Linked DNA regions of Homo sapiens: region 1 is linked to region 2. Evidence: read pairs that join two places in POLR2A ChIA-PET (ENCODE). Cell type or tissue: OCI-LY7. All regions are shown on one strand. Each heading gives the region's core, and the rest is flanking DNA. Links, peaks and the distances in the headings are about the cores only. Region 1 overlaps SPOCD1 (SPOC domain containing 1). Region 2 has its middle 49 kb from the start of PTP4A2.

The links. Peaks named below come from ENCODE experiments on the same cell type or tissue, not always from the same donor. Only the 100,000 strongest peaks of a DNase experiment are listed, where the experiment ranks them.
Region 1: POLR2A ChIA-PET joins it to region 2 with 5 read pairs; 5 of 35 experiments call an interaction of 5 or more read pairs at or near these places.

The regions. Positions count from the first base shown.
Region 1 is chr1:31,802,744-31,808,128 of GRCh38, reverse strand. All of the region lies in intron 2 of SPOCD1 (SPOC domain containing 1), which reads left to right. Among named protein-coding and RNA genes, the nearest start is that of SPOCD1, 11 kb to the left of the region's middle. In OCI-LY7, for the core only: no CTCF peak of the experiment used is centred there; no DNase peak of the experiment used is centred there.
Region 2 is chr1:31,886,234-31,891,618 of GRCh38, reverse strand. No RefSeq gene overlaps it. Among named protein-coding and RNA genes, the nearest start is that of PTP4A2, 49 kb to the left of the region's middle. RefSeq lists enhancers at 1,935-2,084, 2,375-2,424, 4,649-4,698. In OCI-LY7, for the core only: no CTCF peak of the experiment used is centred there; DNase peaks (open chromatin) are centred at 2,248 and 4,548; H3K4me3 peaks cover 1,204 bases; H3K27ac peaks cover 2,041 bases.

The sequences.
Region 1 (5,385 bases), core at 278-5,277, 83 kb after region 2:
GGATTATCTTTTTGTTTTCTATTTTCTGGGATAATGTATTTAAGATTGGAATTATTTGTTCTTTGGACATTTTGATAGAATGGCTGGTTAAAAAAAGTATGGACTGATGTTCTCTTTAGGGAAGGTGTTTCCTTCCCTACTGATTCAATTTATCTTGTGGCTATAGGTTTATTCAGTGTTGTTTTTCTCTTGAATCAATTTTGGTAAGTTATACTTTTCTAGATATCTATTTGTTTCATCTGAGTTTTCAAATTTATTGGCATGTTGGCATACAGTATTTCACAATAGCCTCTTATCTTTAAGGACTGCGCACTTGTAATTATACATTCCAAATTTTAGCTAGTTATACCTCCTCTCTTTTCCTTAATCAATCTTGTCAGACAATTGTCAGTTTTTTCAAAGAACCGATTTTTGGTTTGTTCATCCTCTCCACTATATGTTTGTTGTCAATGTCACCTTCCGTTCAGTTTATGCTACTATTTATAAAGTCTTAAAAATTATGCTTAGTTCATTAGTTTTCTGCCTTTTTTCCTTTCTAATAAAGTCATTTAAAGCTATAAAAGAACCTTTTAATTATCGCTTTTGCTGCATTCATAGACTTAACATACAGTCTTATCATTCAATCTCAATATTTTATCATTTTTAATTACAATTTTTCTTTGACCTATCTGTTATTTAAAAGTCCCTTCCCTCCCCTTCTCTTCCCTCCCCCTCCCTCCCCTCCCCTCCCCTCCCCTTTTGAGACAGAGTCTGGCTCTATCCCCCAGGCTGGAGTGCAGTGGTGCTATCTTGGCTTACTGCAGCCTCCACCTCCCAGCTTCAAGCAATTCCCATGCCTCAGCCTCCCAAGTAGCTGAGATCACAGGCGTGTGCCACCACGTCTGGCTAATTTTTGTATTTTTAGCACGGAGATGGAGTTTTGCCATGTTGGCCAGGCTGGTCTCAAATTCTTGACCTGAGGTGATCAACCCGCCTGACCTCCCAAAGTGCTGGGATTACAGGCGTGAGCCACCACGCCTGGCTAAGAGTGTATTTCTTAATTTCCAAACATATTTTGTTGCTTTTGTCTTTATTGCCTTCTAACTTAATGATATTGTGGTCTGAGAAGTTGGTCTTTATCTGAGTTATCCAGTCTGATAGCCACTGGCCGCTTGTGTCTATTGAACACTTGAAATTTGGTTAGTCCAAATTGAGATGTACTGTAAGTGTAAAATATACACTGAATTTCAAAGACTCAGTACAAAAAAAAGTAAACATTTCATTAATAGTTGTTCATGGCTGGGCGCGGTTCCTCACGCCTGTAATCCCAGCACTTTAGGAGGCCTAGGCGGGCGGATAATGAGGTCAGGAGTTTGAGACCAGCCTGGCCAACATAGTGAAACCCTGTATCTACTGAAAACAAACAAACAAACAAAATTAGCCAGGCGTGGTGGTGGGCACCTGTAATCCAAGCCACTCAGGAGGCTGAGGCAGGAGAATCGCTTGAACCTCGGGGGCGGAGACTGCAGTGAGCCGAGATCGCACCACTGCACTCCAACCCTGGGCAACAGTGTGAGACTCCGTCTCAAAAAAAAAAAAAAAGTTTTCATATCGATTGCATGTTGAAATGATAATATATTGGATATGATGAATTAAAGAAACTACAAAATTAATTTCACTTTTTAAAATGTGGCTACCATATTTAAAAGTACACATGTGGCTTATGTTTCTGTTGGGCAGTGCTGATCTAAAAAAGTCTTTTGAAATTTGTTGATATTTGCTTTTTGGCCCAGGCTTTGCTCAATTTTTATATATGTTGCATGTATACTGGAAAATAATATGTATTCTCTAGTTATTAGGATTAATATTCCGTATATATTTATATATATGTACAGATGAAGCTTGTTGATTTCATTAATTATTTTTTATTCCTACTGATTATTTTGTCAGCTTTATTTATCAATAGTTAGAGAGATATATGAAATTTTCTTGCTCTCATGGTGGATTTGTCTTTTTGCTTGTAGTTTTTTTTTTGCTTTATAGTTTTTGAGCTTATGCTATTAGATGCTTATAAGTTTAGAGTTGTTATAGCTTCCTGGTAAAACTACATATCATTATGTAGTCAGTCTTTGCCCTCTAATGATTTTTTGCCTTAAAATCTGTTTTATCTGATTATTAATATAGCTACAAAGCTTTATTTTGGTTGGTTATTTGCCTGTTCGTATATTATTCCATTTTGTTATTTTAACCTTTTTGCATAATTATGTTTTAGAAATGGGTCTCATAAAGACTTTATAACTGTATTTTCTTTCCTTAAAGGTCTGATAATTTTTGTATTTTTCTGAAGTATTAGTACATTTACATTTGTTATAGTTACTGATTTATTTACATCTACTCCTACCATTTTATTCTGTGCTTTTTTTTGAGACACAGTCTCACTCTGTTGCCCAGGCTAGACTGCAGTGGCGTGATCATAGCTCACTGCAGCTTTGATCTCCCGGGCTCACAATTCTCCCACCTCAGCCTCCCAAGTAGCTGGGACTACGGGTGCATGCCACTGTGCCTGGCTCTTTAAAAAAAAATTTTGGTAGGGCCAGGGTCTGGCTGTGTTGGCCAGGCTGGTCTCGAATTCCTGAGCTCAAGCAATCCTCACACCTCAGCTTCCCAAGGTGCTGGGATTACAGGTGTGAGCCACTGCACCCGGCCTGTTTTGTGCTTTGCGTATGTTTTGCATTTCAGCACTTTCTCCCTTTCATTGCCTCCTTTTGGATTATTTTTTCTTACTCCTTTTTATCCCTCTAGTAGTTTAGATGTTTCCTATCCTCAGTTTATATTTTTTTGGTGGTTCTCTTAGAAATTTGAGCACAGGCCGGGCTCGGGGCTCACACCTGTGATCCCAGCACTTTGGGAGGCCGGGGCCAGTGGATCACAGGGTCAGGAGATGGAGACCATCCTGGCTAACACGGTGAAACCCTGTCTCTACTAAAAATACAAGAAAAAAATAGCCGGGTGTGGTGGCGGGCGCCTGTAGTCCCAGCTACTCAGAAAGCCTAGGCAGGAGAATCGCTTGAACCCGGGAAGTGGAGGTTGCAGTGAGCCAAGATCATGCCACTGCATTCCAGCCTCGGTGACAGAGCGAGACTCCATCTCAAAAAAAAAAAAAAGAAAGAAAGAAAGAAAAAAGAAATTTGAGCACAAATAACTAACTTATCAAAGTATAAAGGTAGTTACAATCTTTGTCTTACTCCAAAATGATATAGGGATCTTGGAATGCTCTAATTCCAAGCGCGTACCTTTCCAATTTGTGTGTTGTTGTTATCCAGTAAATTAGTCCTATCTTTTTTTTTAAAAAATCCCCAAATTACACACTGTTATTATAGTTTCATACAATCAATGTTTATTTAGATTTAACAACATCTTCATCATTTTCTTTGCTCAAAATTCTTCCTTTCATCTTATCTATCTGGGATTGTTTTTCCTTCCTTCTGCCTCAGGTTTATCTTTTAGCATTTTGTTTATTGAGCAAAGCAAAATTATCAAGAAAAATAACAGCTCTCTTGATTTTTCTCTACAGTATCTTTATTTCTTCCTTATTCTTGAAAAGTATTTTGTCTGGGTCCACAATTGATAGTTATTTTCTTTAAGCACATTGAAAATATTATTTTTTTATGTTTTGCTTTTCATTATTACTATTGAGAAAGTAGCTGTTAGTCTAATTGCCATTCCTTTATAGATGAAAGGTATTTTGGTGAATGGGATCATAGAATAGTAGTTGAAGTTATGGCCTCTGGAATCAGACTGTCTGGATTTAAATCCCAGCTCTTTGGTTTTCTAGCTGTGTGACATTGGGCAAGCTGATTAACCTCCCTGTGCCTCTATGTGCCTTAGTTTCCTCTTTTGTAAAATGGGGGAGATAACAGTACCAGTACCTCATAAGATTATGGTGAGGATTAAATTAACTAATATGTAAAGCACTTGCCACAGATGTAGCACATTTTAAGTGCTAGTCAAGTGTTAGCTATTATTTTTTCTCTTTATGCGTGTAAGGATCTCCTTATCATGAGTGTTGATGTGTCTAGGTATGAATTTCCTTTTATTTATTCTGTTTGAGATTCACTGAGCTTTTTGAATCTGTAAATTTTTGTCTTTTATCAATTTTGAAAAATTCTTAGCCCTATTTCTTTAAACACTGCTTCTACCCATTCTCTTTCCTCTCTCCTTCTGGAACTTTAGATTAATCATTTTCACCCTTCCTTCCTTCCTTTCTTCCTTCCTTCCTTCTTTCTTCCTACCTTTCTTTCTTCTTTCTTTCCCTCCTCCTCCTCCTTCTTCTCCTTTCCTTTCCTTTCCCTTTCCTTTCCTTTCTTCTCCTTTCTTTTCTTCTCCTCTCCTTTCCTTTCCTTTATTTTGAGACAGTGTCTTGCTGTGTCACCCAGGCTAGAGTACAGTGGTGTGATCATAGCTCACTGCAGCCTTGACTTCTCCGGCTCAAACAATTCTGCCGCCTCAGCCTCCTGAGTAGTTGGGACTACAGGTACACACCACCATGCCTGGCTATTTTTTTTTTTTTTCTTGTTTTTGTAGAGACAGGGTCTCGCTATGTTTCCCAGGCTGCTCTCAAACTTCTGGCCTCAAGCGATCCTCCTGTCTCGGCCTCCCAAAGTGCTGAGATTACAGGCGTGATGTGTCTCTTAGTGCTTCACAGTGTTCACAAAGTGCAACACATTTAATTTATTTAAATGTGTTGTCCAGTTAGCTAATTTGTTTCAGCTGCATCTAATATGCTATTAAATCTATATATTGAGTTTTTAAATTTTAATTAAGATCGTTATATTTTTCATTCCCAGAAGTCGTGTTTGGTTCCCGATCAAATCTGCCCGGTTGTTTTTTGTAGTTTTTTTGTCCTTCACTCATGTGTTCGTCTCCTTCTTTTATTTCTTTAAACATATTATACATACATAGTTTGTATTCTGGTCTGATAGTCCAGTGTTGAAAGGCTTCGCTCATCTCATTCTCCTGCCTGTTGTTTTGGAGCCTCATAACATGGACGTTAGGACCCCTGAGACGGGCCAGCCAAAAGGCTTTGAACTGTGAAGGGCTGGTCTTGATATTCTTCCCACACCCCTGTTTTCTTTGTTTTTTTTTTTTCTGCCTCTTTCTCAGTTTACTTTTTTGAAAGGCTGATTCATTTCCATGGTTCAAAAAAACAAAAAAAGTGAAACTCATCTTTCCCGGCACCCAGTTGCTTCCCTACTGGCAGCCTGGGTTAGATAGGTTCTTGCAGATACTTCCTGTGATATTTTATGTGTATTCCAGCAAATACAAATTTTAAAATTCGTTCTGTCTGTAACGCGAATGGTAGCACACCACACGTATTGTTCTGAACTTGTTTTTAATAAAAAAACA
Region 2 (5,385 bases), core at 319-5,318:
CCAGCTTGCAACATTTCTGAAATTTAGTAATCAGCTCTCATTTGATGCAAGCTGGCTCCAACCAACAAACCACCGTGTCTAGTCAGTCATTTCCATACTGATTCTCTGCCACAGCCCATCAATCCATCTGTCACTTTCTCACCTGTAACACATACATTTACCCTGTGATTCATTTTCTATTCATTCCTCAAGCCACCACAACCTGACTTGTCGTTTCCACGACAGACCCTTTGCTAGGAAGTAAAGGATTCTTTTCTTTCCCTTGCCCTGTGAATTCCAGTGTCCTCAGGGCTCTGTCTTGGGTCATCTGCTTTCTCTTTCTATACACTGTGCTTTGGTGATCTCATTCAAACCCTGACATTAAGTATACTGATGGCTCCCAAGTCTATAATTCTAACCCATGCGCCTCTCTGGAGTTCCAGACCCATGTGTCCAGCAGTCTATTGGACATCACTTGTTTGTCTTCTTGGTAATTCAAACTCAGCATTTCAAGAACATATTTGTTGTTTCCCCAGACTCCAACCTCCACCTCACAAATCTGATGTCGCCTCTCTTTTTCCTGTCTCATTAAATGGAGATACCTTACCTACTAAGTCATCTGAGCCAGACACCTGGGAGTCATCCTCACTTATTTTTTTTTTTTTTTGAGGAGGGGTCTCACTCTGTTGCCTAGGCTGGAGTGCAGTGGCACAGGTCTCAGCTTACTGCAGCCTCTGCCTCTGGGCTCAAGTGATCCTCCCACCTCAGCCTCCCGAGTACCTGGGACTACAGGCACACACCACCAGCACCCGGCTAATTTTTGTATTTTTGTAGAGATCGGGTTTCTCCATGTTGCCCAGGCTGGTCTTGAACTCCTGGACTCAAGCAATCCACCCATCTCGGCCTCCCAAAGTGTTGGGATTACAGGCGTGAGCCATCGAACCCATGCAGTGTCCTGATCCTGGTTCAATGCAGCCTCGATCTCTCCAGACTCAAATGATCCGCCCACCTCAGCCTCCCGAGTAGCTGGGACTACAGATTCAGGGCATCACGCCCAGCTAATTGTTTTATTTTTTATAGAGATGGGGCCTTGCCATGTTGCCCAGGATGGTCTTGAACTCCTGGCCTCAAGTAATCCTCCCACCTTAGCCTCCCAAAGTGCTGGGATTGCAGGCATGAGCCACCACACCCCACCCATCTTCACTTTTTACTCTGGTACCAAATCCAGATTGATCCAGTCATTCATTTATCCATCTGTTGAACTTTCCGGCAAATATTTAATAGAACAGCTGCATAGTATATTGGGTAAGAGCACTGGAGCCTGAAGTCAGCCTGCCAGGCATCAGATCCTGGCTCTGCCATTTAACTAGCTTTGGAAACCTTGGGAAATTTGCTTGCCCACTCTGTGTTTCAAGGTTTTTTTTTTTTTTGACAGAGTCTCACTCTGTCATCCAGGCTGGAGTGCAGTGGTGCGATCTTGGCTCACTGCAACTTCTGTCTCCTGGGTTCAAGTGATTCTCTTGCCTCAGCCTCCCACATAGCTGGGATTACAGGTGTGTGCCACCACACCCATCTAATTTTTGTATTTTTAGTAGAGACGGGGTTTCACCATGTTGGCCAGGCTGATCTCAAACTCTTGATGACTGTCTTCTTATAAGGACAACAGTTATAGTGAATTAAGTGTCCACCCTACTCTAGTGTGATCTCTTCTTAACTAATTACATCTACAATGACTCTATTTCCAAATAAGGTCACATTCTGAGGTACTGGGGGTTAGGACTTCAACATAGCTCTTTTGGAGGGACATACTCTGCTATAGTCAGAATGTTTGTGTTCCCCTCAAATTCATATGTTGAAATCCTAACTCCTAAGGTGATGGTATTAGGAGGTGGGGTCTTTGGGAAGGCAGAACACTCATGATTGGGATTAGTGCCCTTATAAAGAGACCCCAGAGAGCTAGCCTGGCCCTTCTACTATGTGAGGACATAGTAAGAAGGCACTATCTGTGAACCAGGAAGTGGGCCCTCACCAGACACTGAGGCTGTCAGGGCCTTGATCTTAGACATCCAAGCCTCCAGAACTATGAGTAACAAATTCTGTTGTTTATAAGCCACCCTGTTATAGCAGCCCAAATGGACTAAGACAGCGTTCAATGCGTAACAGGCAGGAACTCTGATACAGGAATCATATCTGCTTTCTGACCTTGTGTGGCTCACAGTCTAATGTGCGGCAGTTGTTAATGTCTTACTTCCTGTCCCCGCCCACCGCGACTGTCTTAGTTCCTTTTGTCTCACAACAGCCTCCTGAGTAGACCCTAGTCTGGCCCCACCATAGTGCATCCTCCATGGGGTGTCAGAGTGATCTTTCCAACACATAGGTTGATCATGGCACCTCCTTCTGAAGCTCCCTGGGCCTTCAGGTAAAGGTTTAGCATGAAAAATCCTTCTAGTTCTAGCTCCTTCCTGCTTGTCTGCACTGAACCTTATACCACAGCCCAGAAAACTGTTTGTAGTTCCCTGATCATATTCTTCTTCTTCTTCTTTTTTTTTTTTTTTTGAGATGGAGTTTTGCTTTGTTGCCCAGGCTGGAGTGTAATGGCGCAATCTCAGCTCACTGCGACCTCTGCCTCCCAGGTTCAAGCGATTCTCCTGCCTCAGCCTCCTGTGTAGTAGCTGGGATTACAGGCGCCTGCCACCACACCTGGCAAATTTTTGTATTTTTAGTAGAGACGGGATTTCACCATGTTGGCCAGGCTGGTCTTGAACTCCTGACCTCAGGTAATCCACCCATCTCGGCCTCTCAAAGTGCTAGGAATACAGGCGTGAGCCACCACGCCGGCTATATTTTTTAAAATTTAAAATTACTTCCTTAGGCACAACTCAACAACAAAAAGACAAACAACCCAATTTAAAAATGGGCAAAGACTTGAGTAGACATTTCTCCAAATAATATATATAAATGGCCAAAAGCACATGAAAAGATGCTCAATGTCATTAATCACTAGATTAATGCGAATAAAACTACAATGAGATACCACTTCATACCCACTAGGATGGTTATAATAAGAAAAGTAACAAGTGTTGGCGAGGATGTGGAGAAGGAGAAATTGGAACATTGCTGGTGGGAATGTAAAATGGTGCAGCTGCCGTGAAAACAATTTGGCAGGACCTCAATAAGCTAAACATAGAATTCATAGAATACTGTCTGACCCAGCAGTTCCACTTCTAGGTATGTACTCAGAAGAATTGAAAACAAGTGTTCAATTGATGGCTCACGCCTGTAATCCCAGCATTTTGGGAGGCTGATGCGGGAGGATCACCGAGGTCAGGAGTTCGAGACCAGCCTGACCAACATGGAGAAACTCCATCTCTACTAACAATACAAAATTAGCTGGGTGTGGTGGCACATGCCTATAATCCCAGCTACTCAGGAGGCTGAGGCAAGAGAATCGCTTGAACCCGGGAGGCGGAGGTTGCGGTGAACCGAGATCACACCATTGCACTCCAGCCTGGCCAACAAGAGCAAAACTCCGTCTCAAAAAAAAAAAAAAAAAAAAGAAAAACAAAAAGAAAACAAGTGTTCAAATAAAAACTGTACACAAATGTTCATAGCAACATTATTCACAATAATCCAAAAGTGGAAATGACCACCCATGGATGGACAAAGAAAATGTGGTATCTCTATACAATGAAATATTACTCAGCCAGACTGGGCGCGGTGGCTCACGCCTATAATCCCAACACTTTGGGAGGCCGAGGTGGGTGGATCACTTGAGGTCAGGAGTTTGAGACCAGTCTGGCTAACATGGTGAAACCCCGTCTCTACTAAAAATACAAAAATTGGCCAGGCACGGTGGCGGGTGCCTGTAATCCCAGCTACTCGGGAGGCTGAGGCAGGAGAATGAATCACTTGAACCTGGGAGACAGAGGTTGCAGTGAGCCAAGATTGTGCCACCGCCCTCCAACCTGGGTGACAGAGCAAGGCTCCATCTAAAAAAAAAAAAAAAAAAGAAATATTACTCAGCCATAAAAAGATGTGCAGTCCTGAAGTCCTGATATATGTCAGAACGTGGATGAGCCTCAAAACCCTAATGTTAAATGAAAGAAGCCGGACAGAGTCACATAACGTGTGATTCTGTTTATATGAGTAATATCCAGAAGAGTTAACTTTATAGGGGAACAAAAGTAGATTGGTGGTTGCTAGGGGATGAGGGGAGGGGAAAATGGGGATTAATTGCTTAATGTATATGGGGTTTTATTTTGGGCTTATGAAAATGTTTTGGAAATAGGGTGGTAGTTGCAGGGCACTGTGAAGGTACTAAACGTCATGGATTTGTACACTTTAAAATATTTAATTTTATGTTATGTGAATTTTATGTCAATAAAAGAAATAAAAACAAAAAAGAATGAAGTATTGATGCATGCTACCATGTGGGTGAACCTTGAAAACATTTTGCTGAAGTGAAAGAAGCAGACAGAGAAGGTCACATATTGTGTGATTCCATTTATATGAAGTATCTAGAATAGGCAAATTCATAGAGACAGAAAGCAGATGAGTGGTTGCCAGAGTCCGAGGGAGGCGGGATGGGGAGTGGCTGTTTAATGGACATGGGGTTTCCTTTTTGGGTGATGAAATGTTTTGGAACTAGATAGTGGTAATGGTTGTACACTATTGTGAATGTACTGAATGCCACCGAATCACAGACTTTAAAATGGTTAAAATGGTAAATTTTATGTTGTGTATATTCTACCACAATAACAAATATTTCCTTAAGAAAGATGTTCTGAAGTGAAGCCAGAGTCAAAGAATGTGAGAATTTTATAAATTCTTGGGGCGTGTTGCTGAATTTATGTTGAGAAGGGATCATTCGTTGCCTTCCCTCCAGGAATGTTTAAGAACCTGTATTGCATCTTTGCTAGACTTGAGTATCGTGGTTAAAAAACAAAGCAGCCAGGCGTGGTGGCTCACGCCTGTAATCCCAGCACTTTGGGAGGCCGAGGCGGGCGGGTCACCTAAGGTCGGGAGTTCGAGACCAGCCTGACCAACATGGAGAAACCCTGTCTCTACTAAGAGTACAAAATTAGCCGGGAGTGGTGGCGCATGCCTGTAATCCCAGCTACTCAGGAGGCTGAGGAAGAGAATCGCTTGAACCCCGGAGGCAGAGGTTGTAGTGAGCTGAGATCGCGCCAGTGTACTCCAGCCTGGGTGACAGAGTGAGACACTGTCTCAAAAAAATAAATAAAATAAATAAACAAAGCAAAATGGCCTCGCTAATTTGATATAACACGGTGCCTCTTCAGGAAAGTTCTCTTGCTTCCAGGTTAACTTGAATGAGAAGAGTGTTTAGGAACACAGCCAGAATAAAAGGATTTTAGAGGTAGGAGAGGCCTAGAGAGCTTCGAGACC